2 separate regions of the Homo sapiens genome follow, and region 1 is linked to region 2. Evidence: chromatin loops called from intact Hi-C (ENCODE). Cell type or tissue: dorsolateral prefrontal cortex. All regions are shown on one strand. Links, peaks and the distances in the headings refer to the core of each region. The heading gives the core; the rest is flanking DNA. Region 1 overlaps GNAI1 (G protein subunit alpha i1). Region 2 has its middle 150 kb from the start of GNAI1.

The links. A loop is a pair of places that touch in the nucleus more often than their neighbours do. Peaks named below come from ENCODE experiments on the same cell type or tissue, not always from the same donor. Only the 100,000 strongest peaks of a DNase experiment are listed, where the experiment ranks them.
Region 1: it touches region 2 in a loop (4-fold over the local background); 4 of 110 quality-filtered maps call a loop at or near these places.

The regions. Positions count from the first base shown.
Region 1 is chr7:80,175,946-80,187,269 of GRCh38, reverse strand. The region is part of intron 1 of GNAI1 (G protein subunit alpha i1); the gene reads right to left. Among named protein-coding and RNA genes, the nearest start is that of GNAI1, 47 kb to the right of the region's middle. In dorsolateral prefrontal cortex, for the core only: no CTCF peak of the experiment used is centred there; a DNase peak (open chromatin) is centred at 3,017; H3K4me3 peaks cover 1,409 bases; H3K27ac peaks cover 5,000 bases.
Region 2 is chr7:80,283,842-80,295,165 of GRCh38, reverse strand. No RefSeq gene overlaps it. Among named protein-coding and RNA genes, the nearest start is that of GNAI1, 150 kb to the right of the region's middle. RefSeq lists an enhancer at 11,194-11,324. In dorsolateral prefrontal cortex, for the core only: CTCF peaks have their summits at 6,038 and 6,237 (motif pointing right); a DNase peak (open chromatin) is centred at 6,245.

The sequences.
Region 1 (11,324 bases), core at 834-5,833, 110 kb after region 2:
TACCTCTTTCCCTCTCCAGACACACAAAGACACACACACACACACACACACACACACACAAAGACACACACACACACACACACCCAAATCATCAGAGGCATCTGAAAAGAGGTCATAGTTAAATGCCCTATTTGAAAATCTGAGGATAAAACTCCCTAAATTTTACTTGTGGTTTGATATGTAAGAAATTTTCCCAAAATACCCTCACACTGAATAGAAAAGCAGGCAGGCACTGAATAAACAATAAAGGCATTCTCCATTTACAGACAGCCTTTGAATCTTTCAGGGCATCTGCCAATGAAAACAATTCCAAGATAAACAACCCATTATTTATTAATCAACAACAGTGTGCTTGGCTCCATGAAAAGCATAATGGCAGGCATTCTGGCTCACACATTTCTCTAATCCAGGGGGTCCACCCAAGCAATATAACCTAGGCAGTTTCCAGTGGGGCTGTCTTTAATAAACCACTCTGGGTTTCTAGAGTACTGTGAGTTGAGGCAGTGGTTGCCATGCTGTGATGATGGGACACTCTAGATCCCAGGATTCGTACACAGGGATGGTGATACCACAGATATAGTGAACTTTGATGAATAGCCACTATGGTCCATTTTGTTAGTGAAACAACTGAAAAGCCCAGAGAAAGGTTCAAGTGATGTAAGCTCGTGAGTTTTGAGATCCACGAAAGGAAGAAAATCAGAAATAGTAAAGAATAAGATTTTTCCAGTTGAACTATGTATGTACAAATGAGAATGTTTAAACCTTAAGAAAAAAAAACAAATTTTCCTGCTATTAGATATTATCTCTACATTCTAATTAACTTTTTATCTCTTCAAATAAATGGGAACATGGGACGCTTAGCTTACTTTGCATTGCACATCCAGTCAATGGCTTGTGGTTCAAAAAGTCCTGAAATCTGTTTAACATTAAAGAGTGGGGGGCCAGGCACGGTGGCTCATGCCTGTAATCCCAGCACTTTGGGAGGCTGAGGCGGGCAGATCACGAGGACAAGAGTTCTAGACCAGCCTGGCCAATATGGTGAAATCCTGTCTCTACTAAAAATACAAAAATTAACTGGGCGTGGTGGTAGGTGCCTATAGACCCAGCTACTCGGGAGGCTGAGGCAGAAGAGCTGCTTGAACCCGGGAGGCAGAGGTTGCAGTGAACGGAGATTGTGCCGCTGCACTCCAGCCTGGGCAACAGAGTGAGACTCCGTCTCAAAAAAAAAAAAAAAAAAAAAAAAAAAGAGTGCGGATGGCAGTCTTATTAACTGGATTTGTACTTTCTTTACTAGTCACAAAATACTCTTTGTGGAATAGATATCTACAGGCAGAAATTTTGCAAAAACGTTTCAAAGCTTAGCAATTTACATAATTAGTTTTCAACTCTCAATTCCATACAGAGTCTCCTAAGAGGAAAATTACAAATGCCACGTGGTTAGGGTTTCAACATTCTGAACACTGGTATTTTCTCCATATAGCATACAGGAAAGAGTAAATAGTTGTTCTCTACAAATCTCAGGCAGCACAGTCACTTCTGGGAGGCTGGGAGTGTAACGCTGCACATCGTTGCCTGATGTGCATGCCAAGTCAATATGCTGAGACCCTGGGCTGCAGCAGAGAAAGAAGTTTAATCGTAGTAGGGCCACCGAACAGAGATAGAGGAAACCGCAAATCTATCTGCCTGAGGAGTTTGGGGCTAGCGTTTTTAGGGGTTTTGGAGTGGGTTGAAGTGTACAGATTGAACGGTCAACGAATGCAGGGTAAAGCCATAGGACAGGGAAATGAAGAAACTATTCTTAGGCTGATTCGGTTCTTCTGTGAGGGTCTTTAAACTGGATGGCCTCAGCTGTTAAATTGGAATTCAGGATCTACTTAAACAATTCTTAAACAAAAGCCTCATGATTCTAACACCAGAGATCCAATCTAAGGCCAGAAATACTATCTATAGGAACAACCAGGATGCAAATGGTCAGTATCCAGTGTTATGTGACTTTCAGTTACAAGGAAGTGGGTCAAAGCACAGACTGAATAATGCTTAATTATAGCTATATTTCTGTCTAGAATTCTTTTTAACCCTGTGAACATGGCTTCAGCAGGAAACAATATTGTAAAGAAAAAAATGGGGTTGGGGGGTAAATTTTTTCCAGTAGTACTCAGCCAAGTTGCTGTTACTTTTCACTTAAATCCAGGATGGGATGAAAAGTGCTCCCATCTACCAAGAGCAACTTCAAGAAGAAAAGAGAAATATGTAACATGTGTCAGTCAAGAAAGATCAAAGTGCGTGACCATTTGCAGTCACGAAACCTGGCTGGTCAAGGTGACTAAGTGGCCGGCACAGGAACTATCAGTCAACTAATCACTGTGGAGTGAATGAGAGTTTAGAGGGAAGAATGTGACTCCCAGAGGGCTGAGAATATGTGTGCAATGGTTATGGTTGGCCAGTGGCGATAAAGCCAAAGTTGTGATGTTATAGTAGGTAGCTAGTCAGGCATGAGCAGGGCAGGAGAGGGTTCCACCTGACCAGGAATGTCAGGTGACCATCAGGTGATGGACAGGAGGTTGTTAAATGTTTCTCTAAAATAGTAATTGGTCACAGCCAGTGAAAGGGAAAGGCAGTCTCCATATAGATAGAAAAAAACCTGCAACTGGTGATCAGCAGCTTCCCAATAAGATCTGAAGAGATGGGTGAGTGAGCTCAAGCATGCACATTAAGAGGCAAAATGGTGGAGTTTAACTGGTATATGACCTTCCTCTAGGAATGCTAGACTGGTAAGGGAAGAATGCCTCAAGTGAGTATGGGCACAACTCCAGTAAGCACACTGCACAGGCTCCTCTCCCAAGCGCTAGCAGGCCACTGCGCATGTGAACAGCCCACCCCAAGGGAAGAATCAGGGGAGAAGGGACACAAGACCCTGGACGTACCAATGTATAAAACCTCAAGTCAAAAGGCCAAACTGCACAATAACCGTTCGAGTCACCAGCTTGGCCCTCTTCCAGGTGCGCGTTCCTTCCTTCTGTTCCTGCTCTAAAACTTTTTAATAAATTTTCACTCCTCTAAAACTTCTCGGTCTCCCTACCTTATGCCCCTCGGCCGAATTCTTTCTTCTGAGGAGGTAAGAATTGAGGTTGCTGCAGATGCATCAGATTCGCTACTGGTAACAGGCACACAGAGGAGTCCTCCCCCTCCGCCCACTGGTCTCCTTTAAGGAGGAAGTGGCTAACGAAAAACTGCATCTCTGACAGCAAATATGGAGCCCAGCAAATAAGACTGTGCTGAGGACAAAGGAGCACCATCACATTAACACCGGAGAGAGAACTCACAGGCATTTTGGGGTCTCAAACATACAGCAGCCTACCGGTAGGATCCAGGAAAGGGAAATGCATCAAGTCAAGACGGTGGGAGGAAGGGAGAAAAAATAAAAACAAATCAAGATATAAGGTAACCCTTTGCTAGATTCTAATTCCTTTAAGAGAGTTATGTAATTTATCGCTATCAATGTGATAGTCAAACAGTGTCTGCCTCTGATTTGGTTGGGGGTAGCATAGGAAATTTTAGTTTTATCTGCTGGTAAAGTTTAAAACAAAAAAACACTTCTGACCTCAGAAAACAAGTATCTTTTTTTTTTTCTTTCAAAGAAAAAAATCCTTTGGTCAACTTTTGCTTAGGGTCACATTTATATCATTTATTTCCTGGCTTCAAGGATGGAGGGTGTCCAACATCACAGGCTGTTCAGCTACAACATGGGGATTTAGCCAAGTTATCTTATGCTGAAGTCCTCATACCTCTACTCTCCTTTTAAGAAATCTTAATTTTTATGTTGAATTTACTGATTTAAAATGTTAACACTGAATAAAACTAAACTACAATGAACTAAAACTAAATTATAAATGCATTTAAAATCCTTTCTCTTTATTATAATGCTACTGTAAGATTAATAAGATCAAGGTCCTTATATTTAAGACAGAAGTAGATAAAGTAGGGGTGCAAGGGCAAATATAAATTAAAAATAAAACGTTCAATTCTCCCTGTTGAAATGAAAAACATTTCCCTCCCTTTTTCTTAGAGCATTTACTTTAGAAAAATTATAATTGGAAATACGTTTCTCTTTCTTTGAAATGTATATAATATATTCTTTTGAAAACAAAATAGGCCTTCTGCCAGCTTTATGACTCAGGAATGTCTTTCTCAAGGACCTGGGAGCCATCTCTTTGAAATGTAAATATCAAGGGAGATAGCATCCTGCCTCCCAGTTTCTGTGGCAGGGTAGGAACTTGACTTCATGGGCACCTTGCTCCAAGATGTAAAACTAACTTCTGTCCTAAAGATAGAAGTTTCTTTTTCTCCTATGAATGAGGCCAATTAGCTAACATGATGGTCATCCCAATTACCACAGTAAAGGTAGGGTAAGCTATGTGTGACAAAGGTGCTTTGAAGTCTTCTTACTTGAGGACTTACTGTTTGTCACGTGAACATGCATGTAATGGGTTGAATAGGCTGTAATGTATAAAGGGGTGAGGGTCTTTTGTCTTTTCAATCTCTTAGATGTACATCACAATCTGGTTTAATGCTTATTTAATAATGAAAATATTTTCTTTCTGTGCTATTTTTGTAAAGAGGATTCCTGGGTTGGGAGATTTTGTTTTTAATTATCATTCCCCAACAAAGGTAATTATCTAAAATCTTTTCCATTTAGTTCTAAGAAGCTCTGAACTTATATTTAAATAAATATTTACACATACATGGGAGATATCTGACATTCTGGAATATAAGAAGAATTTAATAATGACTGTAAACGTTCAAATCCAAAATCCACAGCTTCAAAATGACCCACTTTCCCCAATCTTAACTCCATATAAAACTATCCCCTGAGCCATTCACTTCTGAGATAGGTATCATACTATTACAATGAGCAAGAATGTATGCACACAAAGGAAATGAAATCAGTATATTGATGAGATATGTTCACTGCAGCATTATTCACAATAGCCAACTTATGCAATCAATCTAAATTATCTGTCAAGAGATGAATGAAGAAAATGTTGTGTATATATACACAATGAAATATTATTCAGCCTTAAAAAGGAAATCCTGTCATTCGTGATAGTATGGATAAACCTGGGCAAATACCACATAATCTAACTTGTATAGTACATGTAGAATCTAAAAAAAGTCAGACTCATAGAAACAGCATAGAACTGTGATTACCAGGAGGATTAGCTGGGGAAACTGAAGGGGAGGGAGGGAGATGTGGGTCAAAGGGTACCAAGTTTTAGTTACGATGAATAAGTTGTAGAGATCCACTGTACATCATGGTGACAACAGTTAATAACAACATATTGTATACTTGAAAACTACTAACAGAGTAGATCTTAAATGTTTTCACCACAAAAAATGGTATGTATGCAAGATGATGGATACGTTAATTAGCCTGACTTAATTATTTACGTACCCATATAGTAAAACATCAGCTTGTATACTGTAAATATATATAATTTTTATGTATCAAAGGAGGCAACCCCACTGTCACTTTGATTTTGAACATTTAGCTGCAGAAGCATGAAAGAATACATTTATGTGGTTTTAAAAAAATGAATGAATGCACACACAAAGCTACCCTAGAAAGGCAGGACAAAAGAAAGAATTGTGTGCAGCACTGGAAGCTCTTTTCTGAGATGCCCGTCAAATAGACCATTCGGCTAACTGAACTGACAGACAAAATGTTTCTAAAATTTGAATCTACACACCCACTCGATGAGGAAGGGTGGAGGACCAGAGGCCACAGGCATATTTTCAGGTGTACGTTTTCTGCAAAACATTTTAATACAGTGTTTTTATTTGTATAGTGATAAACTCTAAGTCACTCTAATCACACCATATGTTTGAAGGGTGTCATACAGTTTCAAGGTCTATATTTGAGTTTGTGTTTATAAGTCCCTAAGATACTTAAGCAAATGTTAAATGTTGTGCTGGAGGGACCTTTCCATCTACCACTCTATCTGGTTTGACTGTCAGTCACCCAACTGGTCAAAGAAGAAGTGTCATGTGTTTCCAAGTGGCCCATGAGAGTGGTGTCATTGGGAATAAAATTCCTTATGCTTATAGATAAACCAGCAAACAAAAATTTTACAATATAAGATATATACATGTAATATATATATATAAAAACTTACAAAACAATCACTTAAGATACAGTGATTTTTTTTTCCTCCCACAAAGGAATGAGCTGGTCTTTCCCTTCCCTTTTATATGAAAGCTATCAAGAAAGATTACAGCACTGAAAAGGTATGTGAAATCTGGCCCACAAAAGCCATTTTCAATGATCACATAATGGAGGATGCCCTTAAAGGATGGGCCAAAACCTAGGAGAGCATCACTGAATGAAGACCAGGACATGAGAGGCCTGACAGTACTGTTTGAACCTTTACATGAAGCCCAGTCAGGAGAACATATAATTTATCTTCAAAGTAGGGACTTTTGAGAGTTAAAGTGGACACAAGCTCAACTGGACTGACCTGGGCCAAGCAGGAAATATATCACTCTAGTCGTAACTGCAGACAAATCCACCTTGATTTCCCAGCTATGAGAGCCAGGTATGAGGTTGCTTTCTGTCACACTGACCCAAAGAGTCTTGACTACCCCTGTGCCAAGTAGTAATACTTTAATTATCTTGAGCTAATGAGGGAAAAACAAAGGAGGTTAATGAGGCATCTGTACCAAGTGAAGGCCAAATAAACACTGCATGCTGCACAAAAGAAAGCTACAGAATTTTAGGTAGAAAAAGATGTGGGAAAATTTGACATTATACAGCCCTTTGCAGAAGAGGTATGCCAAATCAAAAGAATCATATCGCAAGTGCAATTTATTGTGGCTAACATACCATTACTTCTTATACTAACTTCACATTTACACTTTATATACACACACACACACACACACACACACACTTTATAAGAATGTTCTGTTTTATAGTTCATGTAAGACCTATAAGGGTAAGAAATTTTACTTCCTATGACAATTATACATACACATTTATGAAAATAATTTAGAACCACACAGGAAGAGGATGTTTTTCTTCATCAGGAAATCATATACTGCTTTGTCTAAAGCTCAAGTCTAATTGCGCTCATGTTTTTGCTAAGCTGTTTTCTATTAAGGACTGGCAAATAATTAACATATACAAACTTTTTCAACATTTCCTATGCCAAGCTGCAATTCTTCATGGGCCTCTCTCACATTTGTGAGCGGAGTCACAGACTACCTATTCCTATCTTTTCAAGGATATTTGCAGAGACAAGAAGATACAGATAATGTCTCCTTCTACGGCAAAAAATAGGTTTACTGTCCAGTATAATAAAGGTAATATATCCTCTGGGACAGAGGTCAGACACTGACTTATTTTTAAAAAATTGTGATCCCTAAGGTCAGGGTTCCTCTACTATAACATAACCCACTTCTTGTGCACCTATCACCTGGCACTGTTCAGGCTGCCCTTATGGACTGGGTAAATCACCACCAGTGCTGATTCTCTGGCATAACTGCTGTATTAAAGTAACTTTTTGTCTCTAACCCAGGAATTTCAGGTCTTTTCACAGTATTTATGAAATGGTGATATGGTAAATTGTTAGCTTGTACGTAGGGGAAAGTCTCAGACACTGAATAATTTCTGACAAACTGTTCTGCTTAATTTTTAATTAATTCCCAAATTTCTGGCAACTAAGGATACTACACTTCCAGCATCTTTATACCTGAACTACATGTCTTTTTAAAATTCTAGTATTTTTCCTTCCCAAATGGCAGGTAAAACAAGTTTGCCTAATAAGCCAAAGAAATACGTAGAACAGTGGTTCTGAAGCTATGATGGCAGTATCTGCATGACCTGAGGATTTGGTTAGAAATGGACATCTCAGGCCCCATCCAGCGTTTACTGAATCAGAAAGAAACTCTGGAGGTGAGGCGTCCAGTAATCTGTGTTTTAACAATTCCTCCAAGTGATTCTGATGCATGCTAAAGATGGAGAGCCACTAAGAAGAAAAAGAAGAAAAAGGTCACCTCCTTTTTTCTTGATTAGTTATCATAACACAGTCATTAAGTTGCTAACTAGTTATTAAAAAGGAATACACTATTTTAATGGAATAATTATATTTTCCCTTCCCTCCCCAAAATAGTAAGACAAGTAGCACTGTTTTGCATTTCTACAAATAGCACAATAAAAGGCAGCTGGATTCTCATATCTATTCCTGCATTTAATATACTGTAATACATTACACTTTTGTTGAAATATAAGAAGAAAATCCATTTTCACATACTTTAGTTAGAAAAGGGTGGATCATTCAATAACATTTAAGTATAATTATGGATAGTCTTATTCTACATCGTAATTTGAGAAGTGGTAACTTCTTAAAGTTTGATTACAGTGTAGAATCTGAAACGATTTCTATGAAGTTTTCTTATTTTTGTACAGGTATACCTCAGAGATATTACGGGTTCTATTCAAAACCACTGCAGTAAAGAGAATATTGCAATAAATCAATTCATATCAATTTTTTGGTTTCCCAGTGCATATAACAATTATGTTCACACTCTACCATAGTCTATATTAACTATGCAATAGCATGATGTCTAAAAAATGTACATACCTTAATAAAAAATACTTTATTACTAAAAAATGTTAACAATCATCTGACCCTTCAGCGAGTCATCATCTTCTGCTGGAGAAGGGTCCTGCCTCCATGGTGATGGCTGCCAACTGATCAGGGTAGTGTTGGTGAAAGTTGAGGGTGGCTGTGGCAATTTCTTAAAATACAATAATGAAGTCTGCTGCACTGACTGACTCTACCTTTCAAGAAAGATTTTTCTGCAGCATGTGATGCTCTTTGAGTAACACTTTACCCGCAGCAGAACTTCTTTCAAAATTGGATCCAATCCTCTAAAACCCTGCCACTGCTTTATCAACTAAGTTTATTTAAGATTCTAAATCCTTTGTTGTCATTTCAACAATGTTCACAGCATCTTCACCAGGAAAAGACTCCATCTCAAGAAACCATTTTCTTTGTTCATCTACAAGAAGCAATTCCTCTTTCCTTAAAGTTTTATCATGATATTGCATTCACATCTTCAGGCTCCACTTCTAATTCTAGTTCTCTTGTTATTTCCACCACATCTGCAGCTTCTTCCTCTACTGAAGTCCCAAACCCCTCAAAGTCATTCATGAGGGTTAGAATCAACCCAGGCATTCTTTCAAATGCCTGTTAATGTTAATATTCTGGTCTCTTCCCATGAATCACAAATGTTTTTCATGGCATCTAGAATGATTAATCCTTTTCAGAAGGTTTTCAATTTACTTTACTCAGATCTATTAAAGGAATCACTATCTAATGGCAGCTATAGCCTCACAAAATGTGTTTCTCACATAATAACACATGAAAGTTGAAATTACTTCCTGATCATAAGCTGCAGAACAAATACTGTGTTAGAAGGCGTAAAAACAACATTAGGCTGGGCACAGTGGCTCAAACCTATAATCCCCTTGGGAGGCCAAGTCAGGAGAATAGCTTCAGGCCATGAGTACAAGACCAATCTGGACAACATTACAAGACCCCCAACTCTACAAAAAATAAGAATAAAAAACACTGGCCAGGCATTTTGTAGTCCTAGCTACATGGGAGGCTATGGAGGGAGAATCACCTGAGCTCAGGAGTCAAAGGCTGCAGTAAACTATGACCATGCCACAGCACTCCATCCTGGTAACAGAGCAAGATCTTGTCTCTAAAAACAGCAACAACAACAAATTCCTTGTACCTCTCCATCAGTGCTCTTGGATAATGCGGTGCATTGTGAAAGAGCAGAAATATATTGAAAAGAATCTTTATATATGTGCAGTAAGGTCTTAACACTGGGCTTAAGATATTAGGAAAACCACGCTCTAAAAAGATACGCTGGCCGGGCGCGGTGGCTCATGCCTGTAATCCCAGCACTTTGGGAGGCTGAGGCGGGTGGATCACAAGGTGAGGAGATCAAGACCATCCTGGCTAACACGGTGAAACCCCGTCTCTACTAAAAATACAAAAAGTTAACAGGGCATGGTGGTGGGTGCCTGTAGTCCCAGCTACTCGGGAGGCAGAGGCAGGAGAATGGCATGAACCCGGGAGGCGGAGCTTGCAGTGAGCCAAGATTGTGCCACTACACTCCAGCCTGGGCGACAGAGCAAAACTCCATCTCAAAAAAAAAAAAAAAAAAAAAAAAGATATGCTGTCATCCATGCTTTTGTTCTTCCATTTACAGAGCACAGGCACAGCAGACTTAGTATAATTTTTTTTTTTTTTTTTTTTTTGAGACAGAGTCTCCCCTTGTCGCCCAGGCTAGAGTGCGGTGGCGTGATCTCAGCTCACTGCAGCCTCAGCCTCCTGGGTTCAAGAGATTCTCCTGCCTCAGCCTCCCGAGTAGCTGGGATTACAGCCCCTGTCACCACCCCTGGCTAATTTTTATATTTTTAGTAGAGATGGGGGTTTCACCATGTTGGCCAGGCTGGTCTCGAACTCCTGACCTCAGGTGATCTGCCCGCCTTGGCCTCCCAAAAGTGCTGGCATTACAGGCGTGAGCCACCACACCTGGCCAAGAGTTAGTATAATTCTTAAGGGCTCTAGGATATACAGAATGCTAAATGAGCACTGACTTCAGCAGTCACCAGCTGCATTAGCCCCTAACAAGAGAGTAAGTCTGTCCTTTGTAGCTCTGAAGCCAGGCACTGACTTTTCCTCTCTAGCTATGAATGTCCTAGATGAGACTTTCTTCAAATAGAAGGCTGTTTTGCCTACATTGAAAATCTGTTGTTTAGTGTAGTCATCTTCATCAACGATCTTAGCTAGATCTTCCGGATAACCTGCTGCTGCTTCTACATCAGCACTTGCTGCTTTACCTTGCACTTTTATTTTATGGAGATGGCTTCTTTCCTTCAAGCTCCTGAACCTGCAGCTTCCTCACTTCTCTCAACCTTCACGGAACGGAAGAGGTAGGGCCTAGATACGGCTTAGGCTTTGGCTTAAGGGAATGTTGTGGCTAGTTTGATTTTCTATCCAGACCACTAAAACTTTCTCCATGTCAGCAATAAGGCTGTTTCACTTTATCATTCGTGTGTCCATTGCAGTAGCACTTTTAATTTCCTTCAAGAACTTTTCCTTTACATTCACAACTTGGCTAAATGTTTGGTGCAAGAGGACTAGCATTCAGCCTATCTCAGGTGCAACAGCACTAGCATTTAGCCTATCTTTGGACATGACTTCCTCACTAAGCTTAATCATTTCTAGCTTTTGACTTAAACTGAG
Region 2 (11,324 bases), core at 3,465-8,464:
GGGAAAAATGGTATGGGTGGTGGGAAGAGGCCATTGAGTACAACTAGTCTCATACAACTAGAGCCAGGTTTCCTAATGAAAATTGCAATGTTAGGATGTTCTCCACTTTACTAAAAGTCATAAGTTTTAGAAAGTTATTTCTTTTTCGGAGTCATATCTTCCTCCCTGAGAGTTCCATTCCATTATCCTAAAGTTTCTCTGGAACCACTCAAAGTAGCTTCACTCTCTCTGAGAGAAAACTCTTTAATATTTGACAGTTTTTATCATTGCCTTCAGTGTCTTCTGTTCTCCAAAGAAGACACATATAACAATGAGGCTAAACTAACCAGCTTCAACAGAAAGGTCTTAGAAATGATGCCAGTATATTTATTGGCTTAATATAGACACAATTATCCATTCTGAGCAGAGATGACAAAATTACATCTTTGACAGAGCAAAGTTCTTCATAAGGGGACCACTTGTGGGCAAATTTTGGGATGTATGTACCCTTGTTTATTTTTACTTCACTTTTATCATATTTTCAGATGGACTTTATTACTCAAAAAGACTAAGAATAATTGACTTGTTGAAGACTTTATTATAAACATATTGCACAGTTCTCCTTGGTCACATTATAAGAACATTTGGGTATGTCTGTGACTCATCAGTGATTATCAGTGGGCAAATGTGAACAACTACTGTGGTATCTTCAGCAAAGTCCTGCAGCCTCACATAAATAAATGAAAGGAAAAACTGGGGAAGGAAAGAAGAGAAAGCAAAGGAAAAAAGGAAGGAAGGAAGGAGGGAAGGAAGGAAGGAAAGAAAGAAGGAAGGGAGGAAGGAAGGAAGGAAAGAGGGAGTGGGGAGGGAGGAAGGAAGGAAGGGGAAACATGTAGGAAAATAGAAAGAGAAAGAAAAAATGATTAAAGACTTTCACCAGGCTGGGCACAGTGACTCAAGCCTGTAATCTCAGCATTTTAGGAGGCCAGGGCAGGTGGGTTGCTCGAGCCCAGGAGCTGGAGACCAGCCTGGGTAACATGGTGAAACCCTGTATCTAACAACAACAACAACAACAACAGCAACAAAAATCCACACGCACACATGCACACAAAAAATTTCCCAGGCATAGTGACATGCACCTGTAGTTCCAGCTACTGGAGAGGCTGCAGTGGGAGGATCACTTGGGCCCGGGAAGAAAAGGTTGCAGTGAGTCGAGATTGTGTCACCACTGACATAGTTTGGCTGTGTCCCCACCCAAATCTCATCTTGAATTATAACTCCCACAATTCCCACATGTTGTGGCAGGAACCAGTGGCAGGTGATTGAATTATGGGGACAGGTCTTTCCTGCACTGTTCTTGTGATAGTAAATGAGTCTCAAGAGATCTGATGGTTTTAAAAATGAGAGTTTCCCTGAACAAGCTCTCTCTTTGCCTGCTGCCATCATGTAAGATGTGACTCGCTCCCACTTGTCTTCCACCATGATTGTGAGGCCTCCCCAGACATGTGGAACTGTAAGTCCAATAAACCTCTTTCTTTTGTAAATTGCCCAGTCTCAGGTATGTCTTTATCAGCAGCATGAAAATTGACTCATACAGTAAATTGGTACCAGTAGAGTGGGTCACTGCTGTAGATACCAGAAAATGTGGCAGTGACTTTGGACCTGGGTAACAGGCAGGGATTGGAACAGTTTGGAGGGCTCAGAAGAAGACAGAAAAGTGTGGGAAAGTTTGGAACTTCCTAGAGACTTGTTGAATGGCTTTGCCCAAAATGCTGATAGCAATACGGACAATAAAGTCCAGACTGAGGTGGCCTCAGATGGAAATGAGGAACTTGTTGGGAACTGGAGCAAAGATGAATCTTCTTATGTTTTAGCAAAGAGACTGGCAGCATTTTGCCCCTGCTCTAGAGACTTGTGGAACTTTGAGGTTGAGAGAGATGATTTAGGGTTTCTGGCAGAAGAAATTTCTAAGGAGCAAAGCATTTGAGAGGATGCTGACCTCTCAAAGCATTTGAGAGACATGACCTGGATGTGAGAGGTGCCTTGGGTGCTGTTAAAGGCATTTAGTTTTATAAGGGAAGCAGAGCACAAAAGTTTGGAAAATTTGCAGCCTGACAATGTGATAGAAAAGAAAATCCCATTTTCTGAGGAGAAAGTCAAGCAGAAATTTGCATAAGTAAGGGGGAGACAAAAGTTAATCCCCAAGACAATGGGGAAAATGTCTCCAGAGCATGTCAGTGGTCTTCACGGCAGCCCCTCTCATCACAAGCCTGGAGGCCTAGGAGGAAGAAGTGGTTTTATGGGTCGGGCCCAGGGTCCCCATGCTGTGTGCAGCCTAGGTTCTTGGTGCCCTTTGTCCCAGCCACTCCAGCCATGGCTGAAAGGGGCCAATGTAGAGCTTGGGCTGTGGCTTCAGAGGGTGCAAACCCCAAGTCTTGGCAGCTTCCACATGGTGTTGAGTCTGCCAGTGCCCAGAAGTCAAGAATTGGGGTTTGGGAACCTCTGCCTAGATTTCAGAGGATGTATGGAAAGGCCCAGATGTCCGTGCAGAAGTTTGCTTTGGGGCAGCAAACTCATGAAGAACCTCTGCTAGGGCAGTGTGGAAGGAAAATGTGGAGTTAGGGCCCTCAGACACAGTCCCTACTAGGGCGCTACCAAGTAGAGCTGTGAGAAGAGGGCCACCATCCTTCAGACCCCAGAATGGTAGGTCCACTAAAGCTTGCACCATGCACCTGGAAAAGCTGCAGACACTTAACACCAGCCCATGAAAGCAGCCAGGAGGGATGCTGTACCCTGCAAAGCCACAGGGGCAGAGCTGCCCAAGACCATGGGAACCTACCTCTTGCATCAGCATGACCTGGATGTGAGACATGGAGTCAAAGGAGATGATTTTGATGCTTTAAGATTTGACTACCTCACTGGATTTCAGACTTGCATGGGGCCTGTAGCCCCTTTGTTTTTGCCAATTTCTCCCATTTGGAATGGCTGTATTTACCCAATGCCGATAACTCTGCTGTATCTAGTAAGTAACTAACTTGCTTTTAATTTTACAGACTCATAAGTGGAATGGACTTGCCTTGTCTCAGATGAGATGTTGGTCTGTGGACTTTTGAGTTAATGCTGAAATGAGTTAAGACTTTGGGGAACTGTTGGGAAGACATGACTGGTTTTGAAATGTGAGGACATGAGATTTGGGAGGGGCCAGGGGCAGAATGATATAGTTTGGCTGTGTCCCCACCCAAATCTCATCTGGAATCGTAACTCCCACAATTCCCATGTGTCGTGGGAGGAACCTGGTGGGAGGTGATTGAATTATGGGAGTGGGTCTTTCCTACACTGTTCTCACGATAGTGAATGAGTCTCATGAGATCTGATGGTTTTAAAAATACGAGTTTCCCAGCATAAGCTTTCTCTTTGCCTGCTGCCACCATGTAAGATGTGACTTGCTCCCTCTTGCCTTCCACCATGATTGTGAGGCCTCCCCAGCCATGTGGAATTTTGTAAGTCCAATAAACCTCTTTCTTCTGTAAATTGCTCAGTCTCAGATATGTCTTTATTAGCAGTGTAAAAATAGACTAATACAACCACACTCCAGCCTGAATGACAGCAAGATCCTAATTAAAAACAAACAAACAAAGAAAAACACCCACCTGCCACAGGTGAAAAGGGCATTATTCCACATCTCTTCACTTCACATAAATAAGAAGTGTGAGAAAAACTGAGTTTGTTTGTTATTTATCTTGGCTTTTTGATTGTTTGTATAATTTGAAGGGCACAAATCCAGGTGTCCCAACACCAATCTTTTAAACTGACAAATATAGTAGGCAATATGCATAAAAAGAAAACATTTTAACCATCATCTACTCCTGAGGTAGCCCACTTGGTTCATTATAGATGAACCTAACCAGCAGGAGTTAGGCCCCAGGAAAAGCTTCTGAATCCCAAACTCACTCAATCCTGACTTATGACTGAAAACTAACATAATCATTTAAATTATAAACCCATCATTTTGAAGACAAAATTAAGCACAATTTCTCATGATTCAATTCCTTATAAGCAGTGAGAGGTCCAAATTTCTTCACTAGATTTGCCTTTCTTATTTGTATCAGGAATAAAACCCCAATTATGTGCTAATCTCTCTTGTAAATATCTATTAGGTCCATTTGTTCTGTAGTGAAAATTAAGTCTGATGTTTCTTTGTTGATTTTCTATTTGGATGATCTGTTCAATGCTGAAAGTAGGGTGTTGAAGTCTCCAGTAATTTTTGTATTGCAGCCTATCTCTCTCTGTCGCACTAATATTTGCTTTCTATATCTGGGTGCTCCAGTGTTGGGTGCATGTATACTTAAAATTGTTATATTCTTGTTGAATGGACCTTTATTTAATGACCTTCTTTGTCTTTTTTTATAGTTTTTGTCTTAAAATCTATTTTGTCTGATTTCCACTCCTGCTATTTTTTGCTTTCCATTGGCATGGAATATCTTTTTTTCATCCCTTTATTTTCATTCCATGTGTTTCTTTATAGGCAATGTGTGTTTCTTGTGGGCAACAGATCATTGAGTCTTGCTTTTTATCCATTCAACCATTTTGTGTCTTTTGATTGGAGAGTTTAGCCCACTTACATTCAATGTTATTATTGATAAGTAAGGACTAACTTCTGCCATTTTGTTATTTGTTTTCTGGTTGTTTTTTTCTGGTTTTCTCTTCCTTTTTTCCTTTGTTCTGGTCTTCATTTTAGTGAAGGTGATTTTCTCTGGTGGTCTGTTTTAATTTCTTGCTTTTTATTTTTTGTGTATCTGTTAAAAGATTTCTTTTATTCAAAATTACCATGAAGCTTGCAAATAATATCTATAACCCTTTATTTTAAATTGATGACAACTGAACAGTAATTGCATAAAAACCGAACTCACTAAGAAGAAAAGAGAAAAACAAAAAACTCTACACTTTGATGTCATCTAACTGCTTTTTAATTCTACTTATGTGTTTTATTTCTCTTTATGTCTTATTCTACTGCCTATGTCTTGAAAAGTTGTTGTAGTTATTCTTTTTGATCAATTTATCTTTTAATCTTTCTACTCAAGATATGAGTAGTTTACACACCACAGTTACAGTGTTATGATATTCATGTATTTATTATTACCAGTGAATTTTGTACCTTCAGATGATTTCTTCTTGCTCATTAACATTTTCTTCTTTCAGATTGAAGAACTCCCTTTAGCATTTCTTGTAGGACAGGTGTGTAGTGTTGATGAAATCTCTCAGCTTTTTTTTTGTCTGGGAATGCCTTTATTTCTCCTTCATGTTTGGAGGTTATTTTCACTGGATATACTATTCTAGGATAAAAGGTCTTTTCTTTCAGTTCTTTAAATATGTTATACTACTCTCTCCTGGCCTGTAAGGTTCCCACTGAGAAGTCTGCTGTCAGGCATATGGGAAGTCCATTATATATTTACATATATATTTTTTTCTCTTGCTGCTTTTAGAATCCTTTCTTTATTCTTGACCTTTAGGAGTTTGATTATTAAATGCCTTGAGGTAGTCTTCTTCAGGTTAAGTTTGCTTGGTGTTCCATAACTTTCTTATATTCAGATATTACTATCTTTCTCTAGGTATGGGAAGTCCTCTGTTATTGTCCCTTTGAATAAACTTTCTACCCCATCCTTCTCTCTACCTCCTCTTTAAGGCCAATAACTATTAGATTTGCCCCTTTGAGGCTATTTTCTAGACCTTGTTAGGCATGCTTCATTTTTTTTTTATTCTTTTTTTGTCTCCTCTGTGTATTTTCAAATAGCTATTTTTCAGCTAATTCTTTCTTCTCCTTGATCAATTCTGATATTAAAAGAATTCTCATGCATTTAGTATGTTCATTGCAGTTTTCAACTCCAGAATTTCTATTTGATTCTTTTTAATTATTTCAATCTATTTTTTAAATTTATCTGATAGGATTCTGAATTCCTGCTGTGTGTTATCTTTAATTTCATTGAGTTTCCTATTTTGAATTTTCTGTCTGAAAGTGATTTGTCCCTGGTGCCTTTTTTAGTTCATTTGGTGAAGTCATGTTTTCCTGGAAGGTCTTGATGCTTGTGGATGTTCATCAGTTTTCTGGGAATTGAAGGGTTCGGTATTTATTGTAGACTTTGCAGTCTGGGCTTGTTTGTACCCATTCTTCTTGGTAAGGCTTTCCAGGTATTTGAAGGGACTTGGGTGTTGTGATCTAAGTTTTTGGTCACTGTAGCCATATCTGCATTAGGGGGCACCCCAAGCCCAGTAATGCTGTGGCCCTTGCAGACTCATAGAGGTACCACCTTGGTGGTCTTGTGTAAAAATCCAGAAGAATTCTCTGGATAACCAGACAGATTTGTTATTGTATCTTTCCTTACTTTCTCCAAAGTACACAGAATTTCTCTCTGTGTGTGCTGGGCTGCTTGGAGCTGGAGGAGGGATGACACAAGCACCCCTGTGACCACCACCTCTGGGAATGTGCTGCGTCAGACCTGAGGCCAGAACAGAACGGGGTCTCACCTAAGGCCCACTGTAACCAATGCCTGGCTACTGCCTATGTTTACTCAAGGCCACAGGGCTCTACAATCAGCAGGGGGTAGACTCAGCCAGTTATGTGTCATCTCCTTCAGAGCAGTGAGTTTTCCACAGTCTCAGGTGGTCTAAAGATGCTATTTGGGAGCCAGGGCCTATAGTCAGAAACCTGAGGAACCTATCTGGTGCTCTATTCTACTGCAGCTGAGCTGGCACTCAAACCACAAGACAAAGTCCTTCCCACTCTTCCTTCCCCTTTCCACAAGCAGAGCAGTCTCTCCCCATGGCTACCACTGCCTGATGTCCACAATGAGTACTGCCAGGCTGCCAATGTTCACTCAAGGACCAAGGGCTCTTCATTCAGCTTGTGGTGAATGCTCCCAGGCCTGGGACTTTCCCTTTAAGGGAGTGGGCTCCTCTCTGGCCGAGAGCAGTTTCAAAAATGCTGTCCAAGTGCCAAGGCCTGGAATTAGGGACCTCAAGATCCCACATGATACTCTACCCCACTGTAGCCAAGCTGGTGCTCAAGTTGCAAGACATCATCCCCTTACTCTTCTCTCTCCTTTCCTCAAGCAGAAGGAGTTCCTCCCTCTCTGTAGCCACCAAGCTGAGAATGTGCTGGGTCACACCTGAAGCCAGCACATTTCTGAGTGTTACCCAAGTCCCATGGCATGTACTGCCTGGGTACTGCTGCTGATTATTCAGGGCCCAAGGGCTCTTAATCAGCAGGTGATGAATCCTGCCAGAACTGGGTCCTTCACTTCAAGGCAGTGGGTTCCATTCTGGCTCAGGGTGTGTATAGAAAGGTCAACTGGGATCTAGGGCCTGGAACGGGAGCTCCAGGACTCTGCCTGGTGCCCTATCCTATGTGGCTGAGCTGATATCCAAGTTGAAATATAAAGTCCTCTTCATTCTTTCTTCTCCTCCCTTTAAGTGGAAGGAAGGCGTCTCTGCTGGAGCTGCAAGCTGGGCTGCCTGGGGTTGGCAGAAGGGTGGCCCAACCACTTCCTTGGCTGCCCTAGCTGGTGTCTCTCCAGGTCATGTGCCCCCCTGCCCCAAGTCCACTGGCCCCAAGCCCAGCACAATGCTAGGACTTGCCCAGGAATTGCAGTCCTTGTGGCTTATACTGCCTTTCAAGTTTATTTAGGATGTAAGAGCACTTTAGCCCACAGTGGCAAGGCTTGCTGGAACTCAATTTCTGTCTGCTGGCATGGATGATTTCCCTCTGGCTAGAGTTGGTCTAAATGCTCCCTCTGTGGCACCAGCTGAATTCTTATCCTGTTGCTTTCCACTGTGACAGGACAGCACTAAGTTCCAATGCAAAGTCCTACAATCACTGTTCTCTCCACCCGTGAAATGCACAGATTCTCCCTTCATGCCATGCAGCCACTGCCAGGGGAAGGCATTATCAATTCAAGGCTGTCATTCCTACCCTCTTCTGTGCCTCTTTCAGTGATATGAAGTTAAAACCAGGTACTGTGATTAGTGTCATGACTTTTGGTCCTTTTGAGGGTGATTTTTGTGTAGAGATCAGTGGAGGCTTCTATTCAGCCATCTTGCTCCATCTCCTCTCTCCCCTAACTTTTACTAGTATAAAATCATAGGTCAGATATTACAGTTTGATTTAATGATTGAATGTCTTTATATAGGCTTATTAAATTGTTAACAAATATTTAATGAACATTTGTTACATGCAAGAAACATGGCTGCAATTTATGTTTTCTCACTACCAATAAGAAAAGAGAAAGTTCATATAATTCTAATATTAATCCTAAGTATCATAGTTAATAAGATAAATATAATTAAAAATAATCCTCGAATCAATTTTTATTGCTGACTGGTCAAGTTCCTACTACCATTACTCTTGATTTTTCCCAATGATCAAGTTGCTAGTATTAGAGTCCTTTTTCTATTCTTTTATCTTGGTTCAAAATATATTCCATGATGTTTATTGTAATTATAAAATTTTAAGCTGGGAAAATCTAGAATCTTGATATCTGAAGGACTTTTGCTTTTGAGCGTGTATTAGCTCATTCTTGCACTGTTATAAATAAATACCTAAAACTGGGTAATTTATAAAGAAAAGAGATTTAATTGGCTCATAGTTCTACAGGCTGCATAGAAAGCATGACGCTGGCACCTGCTTGGGGATGCCTCAAGAAACTTACCATAATGGCAGAAAGTGAAGGAAAAGAAGGTGCATCTTACACGACCGAAGCAGGAGGAAGAGAGTAAGGGGGGAGTACCAAACACTTTTAAACAACCAGATATCATGAGAACTCTATCATGAGAACAGCACCAAAAGAGGAAATCCACCCCCATGATTCAATGACCTCCCACAAGGCCCCACCTCCAACACTGGGAACTACAACTGAACATAAAATTTGGGTGGGGACACAGATCCAAACCATATTAAGCATTTCAAAAAAGTATCAATCTTATGTTTTAAAACAATTTTAATAAATATTGTATTATGATTCTTCAAATAGTATATGCTTATGGAAAAACAAAAATGAAAAGAATTAATACAGAGAAAATTAAAAGGCTTCACCTAACCAATTCCTTTCTCTCCAATTGTATTTACTGCTAAATCTTCCATATGTACCTTCAAGAAAAATTCAATTCCTTTCTCTCCAATTATATCTACTGCTAACTCTTCCATATGTACCCTTCAAGAAAATTTCAATTCTTTTCTTTCCCGTTATATCTACTGCTAACTCTTCCATATGCACCCTTCAAGAAAGTTTCTGTGAACATACAAGCACATACATATGAGTACATATGCATACTTTATTTTCATCATGGTCACCACATAAATATCTATTTCATTAGCTGGCTTTTACAAAAAGTAGTTTACTTAACCATTCTCCTACAAATGAACATTTCTTTTCATTGTTTTGTTAAAACCAACAATACTGCAGTAAATATCCTTGTATCTTTTAATACTTGTGTAAATTCATCCATGAGATAAATTCCTAGTGGTGGATTTTCTGGGCCAAATTTTATGTGCATGTTGAAATTTGGTAGATATTGCTAAATTAGTATCTAAAAAGGTTGAAAAATTTACATTTCTGCCATGACTGTATTAAAATGTCAGTTTATCCACACTCTCATCAGTATTGTATAAAAAAGGATTCTGCACTGGTTTGACATTCTTTTTCCTCCATATATGCCTCTACATTTCTTCAGCAAAGGTTAAATAACTAAAATCAATGTTCACATGTTTGATAAGTAAATGAAAGTAACCCCGATGCTTTCCTTTAATGTTAATCTTTTAGAGAGAAAAAGTAAGGGGAGGCAGGAAAAACACCCTATTGCATTTACTATGCATAGGTCAGAAAATATTCATGGCACACAGAATGTGAAAACAAAATCTAAAAACATAAGCTTGTCTTTTGTTCCATAAATGTACTGTAATATGCACTAGTTAAAATAAAATCTGTCTTGCAGAGCACTGAATTTTTCAGCAGCAATAATTATCTCTGTTTATTTCATTTTCTACTTTGGGAAAAGCTTATGATGCATGCAGAGTATACATATGAGTTTCACAGATGTGGTCTAAATTACTCATATGCTAAGCCCTTTTATCTGGCTACTGCTGGGTCAATTGCCTAACATAGAACAGAACAGGGTGACATGAGTTTGCAAAGAATTTGAAGTTGAATTTCAGCTTACAGCCTGGTTTTGCCATCAAATACACTATTTAATGTAGTGAAGCTCTACTTAAAGTACAAGGGTTATTGTTTTCTACTTTTTATTCTGTGTTCTAGCCAAAGAAAATAAACTGAAAAAATGTTCTAGTAGACATTAAGTCCAATTAATCAAGGTAATTTACTCAACCTCACTATCTAAATAATGAAAGAATGCACACACGCACACACACACACACACACACAGTTGTTCCTACATAAAAAGAGAGGAGCAACAATAAAAGAAGCTTTAAAGTTCTTTATAAAAATGCAGTTATTGGTGTGTGGGTATTCTACACAAGAATGTTTAAGATACAAGGAAGCTTCAGAATTCAAGTAATAATTTTGTTCAAAAATTTTTCAGTGTAGTTGACATATCAATAACTAATTCTATTATTTTGGTTCTATAACTATCACATTAACTTAACTACTAAATAGCTGTACATTTCCTTATTTTATATGTGTGTGTGTGTATATATATATATATATATATATATATATATATATATATATATATATATATGTATATTACTCTGTCCCCGTGGAGCTGCATGGTACAGTCCCCTAGCTGCTTTCACAGGCTGATGTTAAGTGTCTGCAGTTTTTCCAGGCCCACGGTGTAAGCTGTTGGTGGATCTACCACTCTGGGGCCTGTAGGACAGTGGCCCTCTTCTCTTAGGTCCACTAGGCAGTGCTCCAGTGGGGACTCTGTGTGGGGGCTCCAACCCCACATTTACCTTCCACGTTGTCCTAGCAGAGGTTCTCTACAAGGGCTCTGCCCCTGCAGCAGACATCTGCCTGGACATACAGGTGTTTCCATACATCCTCTGAAATCTAGGCAGAGTTTCCCAAACCTCCATTATTGCCTTCTGCATAGCTGCAGGCCAAATACCACATGGAAGTTGCCAAGGCTTGGCGCTTGCACCCACTAAAGCAATGGCCTGAACTGTACCTTAGCCCCCTTTTAGCCATGGCTGGAGCTGGAGCTGCTGGGACTCAGGGTGCCATGTCCCCAGGCAGCACAGAGCAGTAGGGCCCTGGGCCTCGCCCATGAAACCATTTTTCCATCCTAGGCCTCCATGTCTGTAATGGGAGGGGCTGCTACGAAGATCTCTGACATGC